Linked DNA regions of Homo sapiens: regions 2, 3, 4 and 5 are each linked to region 1. A link is a contact called in ENCODE Hi-C or POLR2A ChIA-PET data. All regions are on one chromosome and are shown on one strand. The core of a region is the stretch at or near the end of the contact, and the rest is flanking DNA. Distances in the headings are between cores, read along the strand shown.

Region 1 (4,349 bases), core at 1,385-3,884:
AAGGGATCCAAAGCCCTCGGTGGCAGGGAGTTAAAAGTACATGGTAGTCGGAAAGGGAGACCCGAGCGTGCGTTAAAGCGCTGATTGGCCTTTCTTTTCACGGTGTGCGCCTCTGCGGCCTGGGGTGGAGAGAGGCCGAGTGTCTTTCTCTTCATTGTTGCCCTGGTTCCTGTCTCACTTGGGCCAAGGAGTTCTCGGGCTTCCTCGTGGTCGCGCAGCCCAGGTCACCGGGGCGCGGCTTGGAAGGAAGGGGCCGCCAAGCTGGGACTTAGAGAGTCTGAGGTTTTCGGGAAGGGTCCTATCAGTGACTGAGGGGAGCAAAAGTAACCGGAAAGAAAGGAAAGAAGAAACGGTCAGAGCCTGCTCCGCGCGCACTTCAAAGCCGAGGCGCCCGCGTGGGGGATGCACGGGCCCAGCCGCCAGCCCTGGGTCCCGGCTTCTATCCACCGGGTGTGACCCGGCTGGGCGGCCTGCTTGGGACCCAGGGCGGTGACAGGGGAAAGGCCGAGGGAGGAGAGAGCGGGCCCCGGAGGGGACGCACGACCGGAATCTTGGCGAGGGGCTTCCTCCGGAGCCCCAGCCCAGAGGGGGGCCAGCGCTCCCTCCCCGCCGTCTCCCTCCGGTCCCTCCCCTGCCCGCGGGCCGGGCGACTCTTCGCCGGCCGCCTTTTCCGCGCGCCGCAGACTGAGCCCGCTGCTTTGCTCGCAAGTCAGTCGCAAAGCGTGGCGTTCCGAGAGGCGCTGAAACTTTCCTCCAAATAGCTGCGGCCAATAGGCCGTGGTGAACAGAGCCTGGCCCCCGGCTGCTTCCCGGCCCTCCTCCCTGGGGAAAGAACGGCCAACTTGAACCCCTCCGGTGGCAGAAGAGGGAGGGGTGGTGGTGGTTGGGGAGACGGGCGAACCGCACTAACTTGTGCCTTTGAATCTTTCCTTTCCTGAAAGAGCAGCGCGCCCTTTCTCTAAAGGGCAGTCGCGAGCTCACACACACACTTGGCACCAACCCTTTCCTTCAGAACCCGCGGCTCTCCCAGGGAGGAAGCAGCCCTGGCACCCACGTCGGTAAACACACCGTCAGGGTTTTTTTAGTGAAACCAATTAAGTCAAAAAGCCATGGGGCTGGCCCTGGGAAGATGGCCCCTGCCAGGAGGAAGAGGAACGAGGTAGAGTTGGACTTTGAATTGCGGTTCTTTCCCTGAGCTTTTCAACTCCGGCAGTCCTCAAGTGCTGTGCCTACAGACTGTGTTCTCACTCTTTTTTAAATCGTCTATTTTGAAATGCAGGCTGAACAGTGGACAAATAATCCGAATCTTTTAAAAGTGGGAGCAGAGACAGAAGGAGGAACAGTCATTATCATTAGAAAACGCCAGCCCCAAATGGCCCTACCTCGCCCTTTTGAAAGGTGGGGATAATTTTATGTTAAGTAATCTGCGTTTATGCTTCACTAGGAAACCTCAATAAAAACGGATTCTGAATAAACTTGAAACTATTTTGGAAAAAAGAAGAGTAAACGACGTGGAAATCCTTGGAAAACTGGGGATGTACCTTTCCAGGGGGGTTATAAATGAAGGGAATAGAACAATCAAAAGGTGGACAGCTTCTCACTTCTTTTTCTTCTTCTTCCCCCGCGTACATCGACCCCACTGACTTCCCTTTTCTCTCCAGGTGTACCGAGTAAGTGAGCGGGAAAGGTTTATTGTAAAAGAGCTAGGGCCACTTGGAAGATCAAGTTCCCAACGAGGAGAAGGAGGGTTAGGGTCTCAAGACTTGGAGAGGAACGAGTTTAGTTAGCCTTTCACTTTTCTGTACACAAAGAAACGTTTTGGTGAAATTCGCAGCCTCTAACGTTCCTTTCTGGAGAGTACAGATAGCCAAGAGGTGCGAAAGGACATCTCAGTCGGAGGAGTATATATTTATAGAGTGGACGCGTACCCTTCCGGGGCCTTTTTCTCAGTGAAACTGAGCCCGCAGCTCCCAAGTGCCCCCGCTCAACTTCGCCCCCATTATCTCCTCCTCGCCTGCTGCCATGCCCCGGGCCACCAACCCATCCCGCAGGGAAGCTGTCCAGGGAGTTGGGAAAACAGGTCCTGTCAGGAGCCGCTGCCCTCGGTGGACCCCTCGGCTGCAGCCAATGGGCTGGGCCCGGGTTCGAGAGGTGAAAGTTCAGGCCCGGGGCTCGCAGCTCGCTTCGCCTCTCCGGCCGCCTCCTTTTCAGCCCCCGCCCCTGGCCACACTGCAGACACGGCCCGGCTACCAGGGGCCGCCACGGTGGCACGTAGTTTGTTGATGGGTGGTCATAAAATATATTTATTTGCAATTCCTTGAACTCGTCCACCACTCCCGCCCCAGCATGGCCCCGAACACTGCAGGCTTTGTTCGCCTCGGCTGCTGCTGGAACTGGCCGGGGTTTAGCGCTCTGTGCTAGCTGACTCCAAAAAAAGTTGAAGTATAATAATAGGAAAACCGGGTTTCCGCAGCCGAGGAAAACGCTGAAAGGGCAAACAGCGATCGAATAGTTTTCTTTTGCACAAGTCACTGGTCAGCCCACTGGATCGAGGCAGCCTTTAAACGAAACGCTGCATATTGGAAAGAGAAGGAAAGCCAAATTCTGTCCCTGTAGTCGCCGCGCAGGGTCATAGGCACGGTTCAGGTCTTCTTTGCAGCACGTGGATCGGCAAAAGTCATTTAAAGAGGTTCCAGAAGAAAGTTCAACGGCTCAACTGGGTGAATGAGGAGTTTCACCAAGTGGACATCAAAGCTTCCTCACGAAAGTTTATTTGATTTCAAGTTTATTTTACGACGAAACCACAAATCAACAAAATTCGAGACACTGCTCTAGTACGGTCCTAGTGAAAGATAAATTCGTTTGAAATGGCCTCTGTCAGCGCATCTTGCGCGAAATAAAACACCGCAGATGAGAGGAAGTATAGCCAAGATGAAGGAAAGCGACGCACGCGAATGACAAATTAGAAATGTTAGTTTACTGCTTCTCCCAGTGAACCTCTTTGATTTTCAGTTATTTTTTATAAAAATATAATTTTTCACACACTTAAGTCTGTTTTTTCCAACACTTTCAAACAACAACTACATTTTTCTCTTTCAGAGCCGTTTTATCTCTGTAATTGTGACTTGTACTTAAATTTCAACTGACTTGGAGAAATCGCTGGGAGAAAGGAAAGGGGGTGTTTTTAAATTACTATTTTTTCCTGTTATAAATAACATCTTCAAAATTGTGCTACTCACTTCAAATAGCCTGTAACTAAAGTCTTAAATGCAAGGTATTTTTCCTTTCACACAGAAAAAACAGTCACATATCAGTTTCCTGTGTTTTCACATCCACTACAGTTTTCTGAAGATGAGCAAATAAGCAGACTCCTTTTAGACGACTTTTCCCCATTCTCCTCCCTGACACATTTAGGGAAAAGAGAAAATTCTAATTTCACCGAAGTCAAATCAAGGGTAATCTATGTTACATCAGACTGAATGGAGATATTGTGAAATTGGTGGAGTTACACCACCATCTGTCGTTAAGCTTAGGGACTACAAAATTTGGGACCTATAATAAATCCTAATGAGCTCTCCCAACTTTTTTTAAAAAAGTCACAGACTATATTTTTCATTTGTGTTTTTATAGCATATACCCTGAATTTACCTGGACCCTGAAGCAATAAATATTTGTTCATAAACCCACACTTCTACCCGGGTTCTCTCATCTTCAGAAGATTAAAAAAATTCTCCACATCTGCCAGCCTTCACATAAAGCCCTTTGGAATCAGCTATGGGCCTGCAGATTTCCGCTGCCCTGCCCCTAGCTTCTCCTAGGCTGCTGGCAGGAACCATGGAGACTCAACAACAGGGGCTACCCATATCCTCCAGTGAACAATACACTTAATTCTCTCTCTAATGTAGCCTAGTTCATTGTTAGTAGGTATATATCTAATCTTGAAAAAACGTAACCACAGCATATCACTGCTAAGAGGTTGGCTCTGAGTGTCCTAAAACTTTGATTGAAAGGCAGTTAATACTAGGTTCCAGTTTTAGTTGATCTTGGTGGAGAGACAAAGATCAATTGCTCTGGGATGGAATCTTGCAGGCTAAGTGGGTTCTATACCCAGGAAAGCTTTATCCAAATGAATATAGAAAGGGGATAACTACTGGATAAAGAATTCCAATACTGAATCAAAAGCCTCCATCAAGCAGTGAAGACTCCGTTTTTTGTTTGCTTGTTTGTTTTTCACAACCCTCCAATCCTCCAATGGCATAGTATTGATATTATATTTCTAAGGATCTTAAAATATTTCACTAGAATGTTGTACCCCTTTCTGTGTTAAGGACTTGATTACCAAATTTCTA
Region 2 (4,349 bases), core at 1,318-3,817, 2.7 Mb before region 1:
GTGGGCAGATCACTTGAAACCAGGAGTTCGAGACTAGCCTGGCCAACGTGGCCAAACACCGTCTCTACTAAAAATACAAAAATTAGCCAGGCATGGTGGCGTGCACCTGTAATCCCAGCTCCTCGGGAGGCTGAGGCGCGAGAATTGCTTGAACCTGAGAGGCAGAGGTTGCAGTGAGCCGAGATTACATCACTGCACTCCAGCCTCGGCGATAGAGCAAGACTCAGTCTAAAAAAAAAAAAAAAAAAAACAATTAGCTGGGAATGGTGGTGCACACCTGTAATCCCAGCTCAGGAGGCTGAGGCAGGAGAATCACTTGAACCTGGGAGGTGGAGGCTGCAGTGAGCTGAGATCAAGCCATTGCACTCCAGCCTGGGCCACATAGCAAGACCTTATCTCAAAAAAAAAAAAAATCTTTGTAGGTGATAACCTAGCATTTTATGACGAGATAAGTAAGGCCTCTTCAATCTCACCTCCCTGACCTCTAGGCACTGTTGTGCCCTAAGGCTGCATCCTTGGCCCTCTCTGGTACCGATCCCTAGATAGTCTCATTCTGGTTCCATGGCTTCATACCACCAAATGTTGATAGTTTTGTTGTTTATCTCTTATCTTTCTCTTTTTTCTCTTTCCTTCCTTTCCCCTTTTCTCCCCTCCTTCCTCCCTCCCCCTGCCTTTTGTCTCTCTTTCTTTCTCCCTGCTTTGGAATAAATGCCCCTTGGGAGCAACAGGCTTGGCTAGTATATTGCCTGCTGTATCTTCCTTCTTTGCAATAGCACCTATCACGTAGAAGGGTCTCAGTAATATTTTTAAACCAAATAAATGAAAAATTGAATTTGCTGATGGGCAAATGATGAGTAGATGGCAGAGCTGAGATAGGCACCTGGCCCTAACTGGCTTCAAACCTTTGTTCTTTTGATACAACTCCTCACTAACAGTCAACCAGGACTCAGGTCTTCTCTGGTATTAAAGCAAGAACAAGCAATTTTAGCTTAAAAAGTGAAGAATTTCAGTAGTGATTTGGTTAATTTGCGTTCCCTCTAAATGATTTTACCTGAACTCCACGGATGCTTTAGTTAAGTACATATTTTAAAATTGGAATTATTTAAATAATTGCCTAACTTGCATTTTTTTGCTCCCATTTATTATTCTCTCTATGTATGAAGAACCATTTCCTTTTAAAAATAATGTTGCCCATACCCTTATGAACTAGTTAATTTTCTTTCCAACATTTTCTTTTGGGCCATGTAGATATGACCTAATAGTCACTGCAATAATGCTGTTGTTTCAAAGGGTAGAGACCTTTTTTCTTATACAAATTGAATGTGAAGAAAAAAAAAACCACCTCACACAGTGTGAGAATGCCTGTTTTTCTTGGTAATATTTCATTTCCTTAGCGAGACTATTTTCTTCTGCTTTCCATTGTCAGCAGACAAAAAATATACAATTAAATCAAGGAAACCTGGCAGGGCCGATTTGGGAAAATCGAGTGAAATCAGTTTCTGATTTGAACAAAGGGCAGTTTATTATGTTGGAAAAACACTGCTCTGATGAGATTCACACTCAACATGTCTCATGTTAGCACCGGACACCACCTTGGAGCTCCATTTGTGTTTATCTTTGAGAGGGGGTAGTGATTTTACCCCCAAACTTTGAACTCCAAAGAGGACATGGAGTTGTTTAAGGGTCAGCTAGCGACCAGCACCCAGAATGTTCAAGCAGAGGCCCAGGGCCAGATTCCCTGACTTCTCCAGCCTTGAGCTCTTTGATTCTGAGTACAGATTTGTGTAAACAACTCCAGCAATTATGTGGGAGCAAATGAAGTGCTGGGGTTGGTTAGAGGGAATTTTGTGAATCAGATGAGTTCTACGGAGATTTTCAAAGTAAAAAAATTACATTCTGATGAACCATAATAACACCTTGTACTTGTGTAAAATCTTACACAATTTAATATTTACAATCAATGCTGTGAGGTATAATCTTAATTTTTTATAGACAAGAAAAGCACAACTTTTAAGTAATGTGGAAGGTCACATAGGCAGTAAAGTCAGACTGGATCAGGACCCTGGTCCAGTTTCTATTAGGTTGATACTACCAAAAAGGATGAAGAAAATCAATGTCTGTTTTCATGATTTTTACCTTCAGACTTTTCTGAACTGTGCCAAACTTTGGACATCTGTGGAGGTAATTTTATTCTAGAGTCTTGAATAAAAATTTAAAAAGTAAAATCAAGGTCTCCGGCAATAATGACTGCCACCCTTTGAGAGCTTTGCACACATTGTCTCATTCAATCTTTGCACAATCTTATGAGGAAGCCACTGTTAGTATTTCTACTTTATGGATTCAGAAACTGAGGCTTAGGAGGGTTACGCAATTGGTCCAAAATCGCACTACTGATAAGTGGTGGAAATGAGTCTGACCTAGCATATCTGATTCCCAAGTGTGTCCAGCTAACCTCTGTGCTATCATGAATACATCGAGAGTGAGAGTGGGGGGTGGGTGGGCCTGCCAGCCGCTCTCTGGGCGCTGAATTATGACTGGATTAAGTCAGTAACATGATGTCAGGCGACTCAGGTTTCCACATGTGGCTCTTTATGTAACAGGCAAAATTAGATTGGTGTGCTTCTGCCAAAAGGACAGTTGGACCGAAGGCAAGTAACTTGCTACAGTAAACAACCCATCTCTATGATGCATGTTTGCCACACTTAAGTACAGTTCAGTCTCCTAAAAGTTGTCAGTCAGCTGAGATTCTGAAATAATCTTTCACAGAGTGCTGCTTATCATAAATGGGTGATTTATTTTTATTACCTAAGTTTAAAACTCTTTATAACTTCCAAGCATCTGGAAACTTTCACTGCAAATTTCCATTGAAAAACAGAACTAGAATTTTAGAAAAGCATACTATTTTGTTGATTAAAAATATATTTATTCTGCTTTGGCAAATAGAAACAAGTGAATCTCTTTCTTTAATTTTTTATTAAGAGAAAATCATTTTAATCTCCTCTCCATTTAAATAAAAGTTGAGCAAAACAAAGGTAAAGGATACTGGTTTGAAGCAATATCAAATTATAAGTCAGTGGGGGAGGGGGTAGTTCACAGAGCTTGGTCTAGCCCTGTTTATATGGCTCATACCCCAAAGGGGGATATTTCTGTTGAGAGTTCAAAGTCACAGAGGTAGAAGAACAATATTCTTGACTGGGGAAGGGTGTGCCGAGTCATAGTTCGGTCAATAAGACAAAGGTTATTGAAGGATGTACTAAAGTGTCTGGTTTAGTTCAGTTCCACTGATGCAGAGTGGAACATTTCTGAAAAAGTGCATTAATATTAGCTACCCATGGGGAGTGAGGATGGAGGGGGAGAGAAAGTGGTCGGAGGATATTTCCTGTTCACTTTATATCTTTTTGTCCAATTTAAAATTTTTTCCTCAAAAATATATTTTATAATAAAAATAAACAAAATGAAACAACAAAGGATCTGCACAGAGAACATCTAGGAATGGGCATAGGTTTTTAAGCAGGAAAGTGAAGTGATCAGATATATAATTTTGGTAGCTGTTTTGGGGTTATAAGGAAGAGGCAATACGGAAAGGTAGAATCAAGAAGTCAGCTGTTAGAATACTCTTGAAATAAGATGTTGAGTAATAAGTTCTAAGTGAAGTATAATTTTGAGGCACTATTCTAAAGCCCACATGGAAGATCCACTTCTTTTTTTTTGTTTTGTTTTTTTTGTTTTGAGACAAAGTCTCACTCTGTTGCCCGAGCTGGAGTGCAGCGGTGCAATCTCGGCTCACTGCAACCTCTGCCTCCGGGGTTCAAGCGATTCTCGTGCCTCAGCCTCCTGAGTAGCTAGGATTACAGACAGGCACCCGCCACCACGCCCAGCCAATGTTTGTATTTTTAGTAGGAGACAGGGTTTCACCATGTTGGCCAGGCTGGTCTCAAACTCCTGACCTCAGGTGATCCACCCACCTCGGCCTCCCAAAGTGCTGGGATTACAGGCGTGAACCACTGCGCCCGGCCGAGGATCCACATTTTCTTCAGATCAGAGTATTTAAAATAAAACGATTCTAGGCAAACAGAATGTTAGATCTTTGATATGCCTACACTAGAGGGAGTTGCATTTTTATTATCAGATTACTTCTCTGTCAATAAAACAATGCATAAGTAAACACATCCTTAAAGTACAAAAGTAAAAGTACATACAGATACATGAAAGAAAAAAATGATAAAGAATCTATAATTTGTGAACGACAAACGAACTTAAAAAATTGAGTAAGAACAGCAAATGATCAAATGATGCATTTTTTTTTTTTTTGCTTTAGCTTCTCCCCCTGCCCCACTTTGAATCAACCA
Region 3 (4,349 bases), core at 1,021-3,520, 2.2 Mb before region 1:
AAGTGCTTACTGGTGTGTGACACATAGAAATCATTCACAAATTATATTATTAATAACTCATGGGCTCAAACAAGTCATTTTAACTTCCTTTGGTTTAGGTCTTTGATCTGTAAAATGAGGTTAGACTAGTTAAGTTACAAGTTCACTCTAAATTCCTAATAATTAATTTTTAGTCTCCTGCAACTATGGTGATACACCTTGATCCGGCATCTTCCATTCACCTCTCCAGATTCATTCTCCATGCCTCAGTACTCTGTGCTATTTCCCAGAAGGCTGATCCTTAAGGACTACACCTGTGGGATCCCTTGTCACTGGCAATGGGACAATGGGAGGTGCCAGCAGAAAATCAGAGTGATGAAGAATGAGGTCTGGGTATTTATCTCCTGGCTTTCTGTAAGTATACAAGGTGATAAAAAGGAAAATGATTCCTAACAACTTGGGGGTATGTGGAAGCAGGGGAAGGGGGTGCTGTGGGCTGAACTGTGTTTCCTCAAAGTCATATGCTGAAGCTCAAACTCCTAATGTGACTGTATTTGGAGCAGGGGCTTTTAAGAAGTAAAGTTAAAAGATGTCACAAGGTGAACGTCACAATCCATTGGAATAGGTGACCTTATAAGAAAAGGGAGAGAGATCTCTTCCTCTCCAGACACACACACACACACCCACACACACCAAGGAAAGGCCATGTGAGCACGTGGTGAGAAGGCAGCCGTCTGTAAGCCAGGAAGAGAGACCTCACCAGAACTCAACCATGTTGGCACCTGATCTCGAACTTTCCAGCCTCTAGAACTGGAAGAAAGTACATTTCTGTTTAAACTACCAGGTATGTGATATTTTGTTATGGCAGCCTGAAAAGACATACATGGGCAGGGAAGACTTCTCAGAGGTATTTCTTGAGCTGAGACTTTTTGTTTCCTAGTGGTGGGAGGTAGGGTTTTCCAGGCAGAGAACACCATGCAATAAGGCACAAAATTTCAGGGAATAGTATGTATCAAGCACTTGGATCATAGAGTGCTTGGAAGGGAAGTGGAAGAGGCTGGAAAAGCAAGCAGAGGCCAGATGTTAGGGTTTAATGTCAAAGGCCAAGAAATTTGCCTAAAAGAAGTCCAGTGGGAAACTACTGAGGGTTCTTAAGTCATCTGAAGTATGTAATAGTATCCATGTTCAAAAGACCATTCTTGTGATTGTGTGAGAGGCCAGACTAATAAAGAGGTAGAGAATAATTTAACTCTGATTTTTGAAATGTGCCCGATGGAGCCCTCAGGGTCCTAAGTCAAGGATCACCATGAAGCTGGAGGAGGAGGCTAAGTGGGCAGGGTCATGGGATCCCATGTCTACTTCACCCACATAAGTTCTGTGGCCCTAGACTAGACCTGGAATCTTTGTTACACTCAGGACAACTAGTCTAGAATATTTTACTTCAAAGACTGTACTGAAAGAGGCTACATAGGGAGGTCAAAGGCACCTGCTTCAGCTCTTTTAGCTATGGTGAAAAAGTCAGGGAATTATCAAGAATTCTGAGAGAAATGTGACTGGACCCATGCCAGGAAGATGTCAGAACTACTAAGAAATACCAATGGGGTGGACTGTTATCAACCCCAGCTGAATGACAGGCCATATGCAAAGTCCTAGACTATTATGGCTCTTAGATTTTCAGACTACACCCAGTTGATTAAATGAGTCTGTGTGATAAATTGAAATGTAAAAGGTTATTTTCATGCCATGGAGATCTGCTCTTGTCGGATATATTTTCATCTGAAAATATCGATTAAAATGATTAATATAGACATAACAAAAATGACTAACTTGCTTTAGAGAAAAGATGATATCTCTTAGGAATGAGCTTTAAAATCTCACGAGCGGTTTTTGGCAACTGCATAGCAGAACTAAAAAGAATGCAGGTTAAGTATCTCTTACCCAAAATGTTTCACAAGTAAAATAAAACAGAAGTGTATCAGATTTCAAATTTTTTTTAAATTTTGGAATATCTGCATAAACAATGAGATATCTTGGGGATAGGGCCCAAGTTTAAACATAAAATTAATTTCTGTTTCATATACAGCTTATGTACATAAGCTGATGGTAATTTTATACATATTTTAAATAATTTTGTACAAGACACAAAGGTTTGAATGCATTTTTGAATGCAACCTGTCACACGGTCAGGTATGTGAAATTTTCCACTTGTGGCATCGTGTTGACACTCAAGAAGTTTTGGTTTTGGAGCATTTTGGATTTTGGATTTTATGTATTATAAGATTGTAAGGTAAAAACTATGCCCAGGAGAGGGCAGTGCAGCCTTCTGTAAAGTTAACTAATAGGCCCAATAGAAAATAGTGTGAGCATTAAGAGCAGAGATGTTCTAATTCATGAAAACTATTTTGTGTTAAGTCACTTTACCTTTTTAAAACATGAGAGACATACTGCCACTTCTATGTCCCTTGAAGAGACAGCACAAGGGAGAGCTGCTTAAGTCTTGTAAAAAAAAATTCTGGAAAACTTTAGCTCCCTAAAACTGAAGAATTGTATCAAAACTGAAGAACTGTATCAGTTCTAGCAGGTTTCTACTGACTTTCCTATTTTAAACAATTATCTTTGTTTCTGAAAACTGATTCAATAAACTAGTTTTTAAAAGAGATTAATGTCTAAAATTTTATTTGTTTATATTCTCCTTTAATTTACACTGTACACATCTCCAAGAGCTGATGAAAGTATTCTAAACGGTTTCCTGTGGAAATCTGTAGTACAGAAGTGTTTCTCAAATGAGAGTCATCCTAACAAGGTAGCTGCCATCCTAAAACTGTATAGTTATCTTTATTTTTTTTTCCTGCTAATTCTAACTTTGAGCAGACTTGTGAATTACCACTATGGACTTGACAGTCATTCATAAGCACAGGTTTCAAATACTGATTTTAGATTTATATGATATGCAGTAGTACTTTCAAAACAACCTAAAGATAAGATCTATAGAAAATTCACATTTTTGACTCACTAACATTGTCTTGTGTATATATGCACTTCATTCAAACCAAGACACTACAATTAATTTTTTTCTTAAAAAAATTCAAGTGTTTCAATGGTTTTTCACTAGTAACTTTACAGCTAAAAATTTTAAAGAGATCTAAATTCAACTTCATTTCCTGATAACTAACATATACATGCTTGATTCAGTATTCATATTTGTTTACGGAAAATGTAGACATGAGATGTAAAGTTACCAATTTTTAAGAAGAGAATAATTAAATTATTAAACAGGGCCAGGCATGGTGGCTCACGCCTGTAATCCCAGCACTTTGGGAGGTTGAGGTGGGCTGATCACTTGAGGTCAGGAGTTTGAGACCAGCCTTGCCAACATGGCGAAACCCCATCTCTACTAAGAATACAAAAAAGAAAAATTAGCCAGGTGTCGTGGCACAAGCCTGTAATCTCAGCTATTCAGGAGGCTAAGGCAAGAGAATCGCTTGAACCAGGAAGCGGAGGTTGCAGTGAGCTGAGATCACACCACTGCACTCCAGTCTAGGTGACAGAATGAGACTTCGTCTCAAAAAAAAAGTAACAAATAAATTATTAAACAGTCCTGGAGGATTACCACAAACTTATTTACCACCAGAAAGATGATATATTCAGTATTTCAGGCTCGAAGGAAATCTTAAAGACAGCAAGCAAATCCAACAACTCTAAATAGTTATTATGGTCCAATTCACTAAGTCAAACTTAATGACAGTAAGACAGAACACTTTTTATGTTGTATTCATTTCTCAGAAAAGACAGTAACAGGTCTGCAACTTAGCAACCATGCTGGAGAACTCGAAGATATCTCCACTGTCTGAGGAAGTATTGCAAAAAGTATAAATTACTAATGTGGTTGCAGTTTTCAAAACAATACCTCCAGAAGTGCAGTTCGAATCCTTCACATTTTTCTTTGCATTTTAAACAAGGGGCTCCAAATCCTTGCTCGTGACCTAAGCCCATCTGTTAAAAAGAAAACATCATGAATCTGTTATTAGATTCTTTACAAATCTAAAAATTCAATAAATTGCACTTTTAATTCCACTTACCACTTGTGTTGAGATAACTTTCAAACAAATCTTATATTTAGTCAATGATGATACCCAGGTATGTACATGGCAGTTCCAAGTACATACATAACATATTTTATATTCTGATTGCTTTTTATCATGAAAAGAAAAGCATCAGAATATAACTGTATAGAAAACTACAAATATTGCAAATAACAAAAACTCATGAATTTATGTCTTTGGCCACTACTTGCCCCATAGTACAGCCCCATAGCACAATAGGTACAACACTCAGAAAACTATACCTTAAAAAGCAAGTCTCATCCTGAA
Region 4 (4,349 bases), core at 1,291-3,790, 2.1 Mb before region 1:
TTTGTACTGGGAAACTTTTTGTTAGACTATCAAGCCTATTAAGGGACTCACAAATTGGAGTCATACGGGACATCTCTGCGGTTTTTTAATAGCTTCCAATTTACCAGTTGAGGATTCTAAGAATCATCAGTGAAGACAACGTAGTGAAACAGGGATTTGTTATATCATGGGATTCTCTCTAAAACCTTTAATTTATGGAATTCTTTCTGGGGTGGTAGAGGCGGAGAAGAGGAGGATTAGAGAAAGTTAAGATTCTTGGTTGAAAATATAACTTTTAAAAGTAAAGTGGGGGATAAACGAGGAAAATTACACCATATGTCAAGGGCATTATTTATCATAATCCACATTTTCAAACTCTAAGGAAATTGTTTATAAACAACGTCTGGATTTTTCCTTTGCAAGCATATACAATTTTTAAGTTTGAACTTCTTCCCTCAGAATTACTCCTTGTCTCAAAAAGTTTCAAAAATGTCTTTGATTTTTCTCCCCCTATTAAACAGACTTTATTTTTAAAGCATTTTTTAGCTTCACAGCAAAATTGAGCAGAAAATTCGAAGTTCCCATGTACCTCCCCCATGCCTTCCTGTCTCCAGCAGCCTCCCGGACTACCAACAACCCGTATCAGTGCAGTACATTTGTTACAAGTGATGAAACACATTGACACATCATTATCCCCAACATACATAGTTTACATTAGGGTTTACTCTTGGTGTTCTACATTCTATGGATTTTGATTAATGTATAATTACATGTATCAGCCATTTTATAGTATCATACAGAATAGTGTCATTACCCTAAAAATCCTGTGCTTCACCTGTTCATCCTCGGCAGCCCAAAATATGTTTACTTTTGCAAAGTTGTCTTCAAATAAATACTTAAAAGCAAGGACAAGACCCCCCAAGTTTTAGACAAGTACTAAATTAAGTAGCTCTTACCTACTTGAAAACTAAATGAGAGTAGTATTCATCAACAGAAAGCTAAGCGGGCAAAATGCTTTCCCCGCTTTTCCCCCATGACAAGCAAGATTAACCAAAAATATTACAGTTATTTAAAAGAAAAAAAGAAAGAAACCAAATGGGAAGAGAATAGAATGCAATCACGCTACCATTAACAATTTATGTTTTTCTGTTCTTGGATACCTTTTTGAGTGCCTGAGAATTTTAGTCGCAAGGAATGAAAAAAACTGTTTTCTCATTTCGAGTTTTTATTGGTCAATAGCTTCCTAACCGAAAACTCTGCAGTCCTAACACAATATTTTGTATCCATTTTCAAAAATCCAGTTCTGGGCATAAAATAGAATTAATGCTCAAGTCAAAAACTTTGTGTTTAGAAGATAAAATATTAGGAACCATGAGTATGAGAAAAACAAAAACTGTTTTCTGTATTTTTCCCTTCCTCTCTCTGCAAAACTTCTCTATTTGATAAGGGACAGCTAGCTTAAATTTACCACAAAGTAAAACATGAGCAAATCCCCTGGAACGAGGAGAACTTTCGCACAGGGCAATTCACTCGAATGTGACATCAGCATTCCTTCTGAGTCATAGTCTGGTCCCCACCCTTTTCTCCCAGGCGACACCAGGCTCCGCATAACCCGGGAGTGGCTCAGGTAGGGCCGTCGGTTCCAGTGCCTGCGAGGCAGCAGCCAAGCTGAAAATGTCTCCCTGCGCTGAGACGCTGGTGACAACCGCCCTTTGGGACTACCTGCCAAACAAGGAGAATGCGCTCTTTGACAGATAATTCCCTAAGAGGGAGGCACTGCCTCGGTCGGTAGACAAGTAATGAATGACCGAAAAAAAAATCACATTAGAAGTTATCACCAGCACGGGTGCGAAGGCAGTGCATTAAATCAACACTCATTTTAGAGCGCCCCAGACAGCCCAGCCGGAAGGGAGGAGATCAGAGCTGTCAAAGCACAGCAGAGCCCCAAACCACAAAGGCTTAATGAAATTCAACTTCCTGAGCCAGGAAGTGTCACGGTCTCGCCCGCACTCGCCCTAAGCTCGTCCTTTCCTTTTGAGGAGGCACAGGCAGAGCTGAAACATCTTAAGTAAAGTTTCCAACACCTACAACCACTGGGATTCCGTGAGACTGGAGAGAAGAGTCCCGCGCCCGCCCTCGCTCGCGCTTCCAATTCTGTCGCTCCCGAGTGTGGGGAGCTGGCGGGGCCGCCGAGCACCTCCTCTACCCAGGGGGCCAGGTCCCTGGGCCCGGGGCACCGCAGACCCAGAGCCGGGCTCACACCGGGGGGCCCGCGAGCCCCACCCACCTCGGCACCTCCGGCCGCCGCGCGCCGCGCGACCCGCGCAGGTGAAGCAGCCGCCGCCCGCCACGAGCGCCCCCCTACCTTCTTCACTTTGTTTTCCAGGTCCATGTTAACGCGTCCTATGGGTCCCCTCCTCCTCCTATCCGGGATCCCACGGCCGGGTTCAGCTGGCCTCCGGCTCCGCTGCGAACACGGGAAACCTGCGGAACTCCCGCGGCGCCGCTCAACAGCCACTCGCCCGGCGCCGTCGAACTTCCGCCGCCCAGTCCGCCGCAGCGGGCCTGCGGCCCGGACCCGGGAACAAAGGGGGCCGGGCAGCCAATGGCAGCCGGGCAGCTCCGGGCCGCCGCCAATCACCGAGCGCCGCACGCACCTTCGCGGCCCGAGCGCGGCGCTGGCAAGGTGAGAGGCGGGGCGGCGTCCGAGGCGGCGCCCTGCTGGGCAAGCTCAGTGACCCTGACCTGGTCTCCGAAGGGATTCTCTGGGCGTCCACGGGCCGGCTTCTAAAGAGCTGGGATCCCCAGCCTCCCTCTAGCTGAAGATGGAGAAGAACTTTTTCCATTTGGCAATTTGTACCTGTGTTTGCCCAGGACTTTTTATTTGGGTCAAGGGGAATAGTTATCCCAATACTAACTTCTCAGTTTATTTTCAGGGTAAAGAGAGAAAAAAAAGAGAGAGAGAGAGATTGTAGGGATCGTTAGGGATTCCTGTGATGGACCTTGGGCACTAAATTCAATATTGCGTTGTGGAGATGCCCTTTCCTCAATTGCTTTTTTCCACAATCCCAAATACTGTCAAGAAACCGTATCTTACATCCCTAAAGTCAGCGAAGATTCTTAGATTGTTTTCTGAGCATTGGGTTGTTCAAAAGTAAAGATGATGTGAATCACTTCAGAAACAGGTTGTGTCATTCCTTTGGAAGCAGAGGGTTGCCCTTTGTCTCTGTGTGAGATGGTGCTAGGCCTATCGCGTGCTCAGGCTTTGATGAAGCAGAGTCATCACATTGGTGCACCAAAGCTGAATTCATTTCATGCCCTAATTCAGGAGCAATTGCATCTAATACCATCAGATTGGTCGGTCTGGAAGGGAGCCTAACGATTACTTAGTCTAGCTTCCTCACTTTGCAGGGAACTGAGGACTCCAGAGGTGCAGGGACCTGCCTAATGTCTTAGCCTGTTGGGGACAGAGGCATTGCTCATGAATCTAAACAACTTCTCAAAGATGTTTGGGGCTGGAAGCACAGCATGTTGACTAAGGAAAAAGAGCAGTCAATTTTCTTCAATTTGTGGTTATGGCAAAAAATAACATTGCCCAGACAGCAGGTGACCTAATTTGGCACCTACTTTTAAAAATAACAAAACAATATAAAACAAACAAACAAAAATTCCCTAATAATGCAGATATTCAGGTCCAGATGTATGTCTGCCTTGCCTCGAGAAATTTGGTAGCTAAAAATATCCAAAATTCATTTTAGCCAATACTTGCAACTCTGCTTACTTGATTATTTGTTAACACAGAGCATTGATTTATAATGTGCATGTTTCCTTTATCCTATTAAGAATTAAAACTGAAATTACCAAAATGAGTTATGCATTTTTCTTTTCAGCTGATGTAAAACTTTTCTGTGTCATTTTCCCAAACCACCTTGAAAGGTGTGGGCCCCTGCAAAGTCTGCCCGTTGTAAGTGTATAGGATCATGAGGTCTAGCTATGACAAGGCAATTTTGTTTCTTTCAGAGAGCTTAACAGATGGAAAATGTCCAGTAAAGCAATTTAAATAAGGCATCAAACAAATGTTGTAACATAAATTTTGGACCCTTATTTGATGAGGTTGCAGAGATGACACTAAGAAAACCATCTGGAAACTTTTTTTTTTTAACTGTCAACTTCTGCCTTTCTCCCATTCTTCCTTCCCAACCCTCTCAGCATTACATTGTGTGTGTGTATCATTGGCAAGGATGGAAATAGAAATTCAGTGAGTTTTATCTGGAATTATCACTGTGCCAATTATATAAAAATAATTATAGATTATGTATAAATTATAAAAATAAAATTGAGGTAGATAAGTGTTAAGAGAGTTAAATTGT
Region 5 (4,349 bases), core at 960-3,459, 2.1 Mb before region 1:
ACAACATTGTAACAGAAACTTTTTTCACTTAGTTATTAAAAAATTATTAAAAATTTAGAAAAATCCCCATAAAGATTATTTATTATTTATGACATTAACATCATGAGAATATATTAATTTAAATTGTTCCAGCTCCTTTTCACAGTTCTAGATATTTAAAATTGCTCACGCAATTTAAATTTGGAATCATAATTGTCTTTTATTTTTTACTTTTACTGGCTATATCCTGCCTTACTGATACATTCCTCCTGTGAACCTCTGAAACAACTCTTACAGCACTTACTTACTTAGCATGCCTTATTAATTAAATTTTAATAGGTATGCATCTGTTTACAAACCTCTGTAATTTACAATGATTGTAAATTTCTAGACATTATAAGAGAATTTTTTCCAAGTCTCCTAGAGGGCTTGATACTTTATACAAAATAATTGTATTATAGATAAATGGCTGATATCTGGATGGTGGGGAAAATTTGTTGACAGCCCAGAAAGATTGCTAGATTGCAAATTCCTTGAGGAAATACATTGTGTCACCTCTAGTAGATAGAATTTCATGTCTCATGGATGTGTTAGTTCATCATGGTTGCCCTATAAACATTTGCTGAATGATGAAATGCTACAGTGCACATAATGCACTACAGAGTGTGGAGGGTCAGATGAGGGTTCTAAATGGGAAGGCAAAAATTGAAGATAGTTTTAACCTGACTTCTCATTTAGCCTCTATGGCTGGGTATGTGTTATTCATATTCCTTTAGGCATTACATCTAAAGTAGTTATTGGCATGCATATGTTGTAAGACACTGCCAATACATCATTGTTTTAGTTTATAATACACATATCTGTTTTGTTATTAGTTTTAATGATGTAATACTTTGAAATTATATAAAAGTTCTTGTCAGCAGAAATTCAGGATTTGGAGAGGATCTACTAGGCTCTCTCAAGGATGCTGAGGTAGTCTTTGGAGCCTAAAATTCCTCCTTATGAGATGGAGTCATTAAAAAAGGTAAATTTATTCAAGCATGTTATTGATTCTGTGGAATACTAAACAGAACACATAGATTAAATTGGCTCTATTCTTGCGTGAAGAATGTTAAACTGTGGAATCTAAACAAAGAGTAGACCCTCTTCCAGAGCCACTCATTTCTTTCACTTATCTGATTTTCCATCATGTCATGCTTTATTTCTCAGAGTTGCCTCTTTCTAGATTCCAAAAGTCAATCCTCCAGTCTTGGCCTTTATTACTGAAACCTTAGATTGTTTTAATAGCCAATGAATGGATTTCCTCACAGTCCTTCACCTCTCCTGGTAGAATTTTTCACTCCTGCTTCATCTGCTATGCTTAACCTGCTATGATGATATTTCTAGAACATTCCTTCCATTGCATCATGCCCCAGCATAAAACACTATGGTGCTCCCTTTTGCTTTGTTTATCCTTGGATCTATGTCTCTTGGACATCTGCAATCCAGCCTCATGGGGGTTATGCCCATTTCTGTCCAAGTGCCCTGAGTGCCTGGTCAAGGTTCAGCTGGTTTCTTTCTATCTTCTGTTTATCCTATGCTCATTTGTGTATCTGCATACCATCATCTGGTGATTTATCTTCTGGTCTCTCCTTTTGCCTACCTTCTTTCTCTCAATTCTCCCAGTCTTTAAGGCCTATCTCAAACTCCCTCTCTTCTACAAACCTTTCTTCTCCAGGACACAAATATAATCTCCTTCTGTGGACTACCAGAGTAATTCTGGCCAGGATCCCTTAGTTTATCACAGAATTGTTTTCTGTTTCTTAAGATTTGGTTTACTTTCCTAACCTTGATCATAAACTAAATAAATGCAAGGTTCAATGATTTAAACTTTTTGTTTTACATTACCTCCATTCTTGGCACACTCAATAAATAATAACAATAAAATTCTAGTGTGATGAAAGGTGAGCTTTAATCAAAGAAAGCATGATAAAGCAGTGGCTCTTGAACGGAGAAGGTTTGTTGAAAGGCTGAGGACGGGTTGAGAAGCGGTGAGAATGGATCATTGTTCTGACACTGTGCGGGATGGAGTGCTGGGCAGTGAATGGAGGCTGTCAACTCTGGTTAGACTTGGCCATTGTTCCTGGGACGCCCGTGTTAGCTCTGAGTAAGAGATAATTCATCAGAACGCTCTTGTACTTTTTTTCTCTCTTGCTCTGGGGCAGAAACTGTTCTACTTCACAGGCTGAACTTTTTACCTCTTGCCCTGAGAGGCAGAAACATGCTGCCTGAGTGCTTCCATTTTGAGACACCTTGTAGGAATCCTTATTGAATTGCTTTAGAAGAGTAGATTCTTAGCCCTCTAGTGCAGCAATCTGCCACGGCAACCCCAGAGAGTGTTATTTTTCAGTCAGAGGTAGAAGCCTCCTGTAATATGGGCTCACTGGGCTTTTGGGGAAAAAAGACAGCATTTTGCAAGCTTAGTTCTAATTGAACATCCCCATGTTGCAATTATTATTGTATTTCAGTCTCGTAGCCTTTGTTACAGAGGTTTTTGTGTGAGTTAGGAGGGGACACGTTGGGTGACCGCTCAAGCCTTTACTTTTTTTCTTTAATTTATTAGAGTTCAAATTAAACAAGGCTCCTGCTGTTACCAAAGTTTTCTGAACTATTTTGTGTAAATGTTATTCATCCTTTGAAATCAATACAATTAAAAGTTGTGTTAAGAGTCTTCCTTTGCAAGGCTATGAACTTTTTCTCTAAGGATTTTTAACTTGTTTCAGGTCTTTGATTTCTTAAATGCATTTCAGAAAAGAAGATATACATGTTCTTTAATTGCTTCTTAAATTGGCAAAGTTATATTCTGTCTCTTAGACAAAAATCTTTAAATGATTGCATTTCTCTGTAGATTAGTAGCTTGTTAATTTTAGGGATGAAATGAACTCAGGAATAAAAATCATTTGACCGAGTTATCTCAGGCCTCACTTCAAAAAGATGCAGATTCTCCCTAACAAGGGCCTATATGAGATCAGAGCTTCTGTGTGACGTACTGGGGACATCTAGTGGACAAAAGTCAGAATGGAACATTAAACTGTATACCCAAACAGGATCCTAACTTTCAGATAATATCATGCTTATGAAAAAATCAGAAAATCAGTGCACTGTCTGTGAAGATAAAATACCATGTACATCTAACACCTGATTTTAGTGTTATCTGTTGTTTTGAATTCATTATAAATATAATGGCTTATCTTATTTGATTACACTTAGTTTATTGCAGCAGTGTCAGATTTTTAATTTAATAGATCCTGTACATGATGGAAAATATCTCATTATCAACATTGGAGAGGCAGATTTACGTAGCAGAAATGAATGTTGTGTTTGGCTAGGTATATAACCTGAGGAAAGATTGTGAATCTCTTTACTTTCACATATAAAGTGCATGGTTAAACAAATGACCGCATTTCTTCTGGTTTGGAAATCTAGAATTCTTGATTATTTTCATTTATTTTATTCATATTCATTTCATATTCATATTCAAATTTATAATTATTTATTTATTAATATTTTCATTTTCTAAACTATTTTATACTGTACAGAGGGTTTTCACAAGTATCATTTAAGTTGATTATCAATAAAAATGTCTTAGGTATTTAGTTCAAATTTTATAAATTGATAGGAAGGTAAGATGACTTGTGAACTAAAAAGCCCAAGTTTCTTGACATTTGAACCCTTCTAGTAGAATTTCACTGTTGATGCAGTGTGTGTAAATTTCTTAATGTTTGGGGGAATTCAGTTAAACTCTCAATAGAGAGTAACTACCAGTTAGCATCTACCCTAATCATCTTCACATATATCATTTCTAATCATCTTAATAACTTGTAGAATGGAATCCTTAAACCCAATTCATAGTTGGAAAGTTAAGACTCAAAGACATAAAATAGCTGCTCAAGTTTACGAGAGAGTCACTGTCAAGGCCTATACTCACATCCAAGTCTCTCTGAGTTTATTAAAACAATGCCGAAAAGCAACACTTTTGCAAGTAAGGTGACCCCAGAAAGCTGGCACTGTGTGTGTTTATTTCTTTCCCTTGAGGATTTAGAAGTCCACTGGTAAGCATTTGTAAAGTCTCAAACTAGACCTGTCAAACATAAAGACACAGAAACATAAATACAACTTAGAATTGAATATCTCAGATGCTTTTTAAAAATTATTTTAAAAGACAAAAACAACATGATGAGTCTCTTACCTTGGGGGAAAAGATCATCAAGAAAATATGTGATAATTGCTGGTCACTCTGAAGTCCATGATGATGAGGAAATGATGTTTAAGATATGATAGAGACACAACAGAACATGTGGTAAAGTTTTAGGATTAAATTAGCCAAAGAC

Evidence for each region. A loop is a pair of places that touch in the nucleus more often than their neighbours do. ChIA-PET counts read pairs that join two places held with the same protein, here RNA polymerase II (POLR2A). Pooled maps may share reads with other maps.
Region 2: a loop to region 1 is called in a map of gastrocnemius medialis, with 5 times the contacts of the local background. The contact joins two enhancer-like sites. A Hi-C loop is called at or near these places in 1 of 168 maps with a recorded cell type or tissue (gastrocnemius medialis) and 9 of 50 pooled maps. POLR2A ChIA-PET finds 5 or more read pairs at or near these places in 1 of 52 experiments (activated CD4-positive, alpha-beta memory T cell).
Region 3: a map of IMR-90 shows a loop between it and region 1 (9-fold over the local background). The contact joins two enhancer-like sites. A Hi-C loop is called at or near these places in 3 of 168 maps with a recorded cell type or tissue (IMR-90, PC-9 and sigmoid colon) and 8 of 50 pooled maps.
Region 4: a loop to region 1 is called in a map of endothelial cell of umbilical vein, with 5 times the contacts of the local background. The contact joins the promoter of TES here to the enhancer-like site in region 1. A Hi-C loop is called at or near these places in 3 of 168 maps with a recorded cell type or tissue (chondrocyte, endothelial cell of umbilical vein and sigmoid colon), 1 of 37 single-sample maps with no recorded cell type and 9 of 50 pooled maps.
Region 5: a loop to region 1 is called in a map of GM12878, with 4 times the contacts of the local background. The contact joins two enhancer-like sites. A Hi-C loop is called at or near these places in 13 of 168 maps with a recorded cell type or tissue (B cell, GM12878, HCT116 and 9 more), 9 of 37 single-sample maps with no recorded cell type and 23 of 50 pooled maps.

The regions. Positions count from the first base shown.
Region 1 is chr7:114,081,261-114,085,609 of GRCh38, reverse strand. No RefSeq gene overlaps it. Among named protein-coding and RNA genes, the nearest start is that of PPP1R3A, 160 kb to the right of the region's middle. Within about 2 kb of position 2,634, at least 3 of the 41 ENCODE cell types and tissues checked have a DNase peak (open chromatin) inside an H3K27ac peak, as active enhancers do.
Region 2 is chr7:116,803,508-116,807,856 of GRCh38, reverse strand. No RefSeq gene overlaps it. Among named protein-coding and RNA genes, the nearest start is that of CAPZA2, 57 kb to the left of the region's middle. Within about 2 kb of position 2,567, at least 7 of the 41 ENCODE cell types and tissues checked have a DNase peak (open chromatin) inside an H3K27ac peak, as active enhancers do.
Region 3 is chr7:116,234,157-116,238,505 of GRCh38, reverse strand. It overlaps TES (testin LIM domain protein), which reads right to left. Exons shown (of 7, transcript NM_015641.4): 2 at 3,887-3,972. It overlaps LOC124901730 (a long non-coding RNA gene), which reads left to right. Exons shown (of 4, transcript XR_007060485.1): 4 at 230-2,638. Among named protein-coding and RNA genes, the nearest start is that of TES, 26 kb to the right of the region's middle. Within about 2 kb of position 2,270, at least 3 of the 41 ENCODE cell types and tissues checked have a DNase peak (open chromatin) inside an H3K27ac peak, as active enhancers do.
Region 4 is chr7:116,208,730-116,213,078 of GRCh38, reverse strand. It overlaps TES (testin LIM domain protein), which reads right to left and starts at 2,540. Exons shown (of 7, transcript NM_015641.4): 1 at 2,345-2,540. The coding sequence starts at 2,371. RefSeq lists an enhancer at 1,612-1,851 and silencers at 2,212-2,301, 2,442-2,641, 2,396-2,658, 2,692-2,821.
Region 5 is chr7:116,137,056-116,141,404 of GRCh38, reverse strand. It overlaps a transcript of TFEC not described here. Among named protein-coding and RNA genes, the nearest start is that of TES, 71 kb to the left of the region's middle. Within about 2 kb of position 2,209, at least 3 of the 41 ENCODE cell types and tissues checked have a DNase peak (open chromatin) inside an H3K27ac peak, as active enhancers do.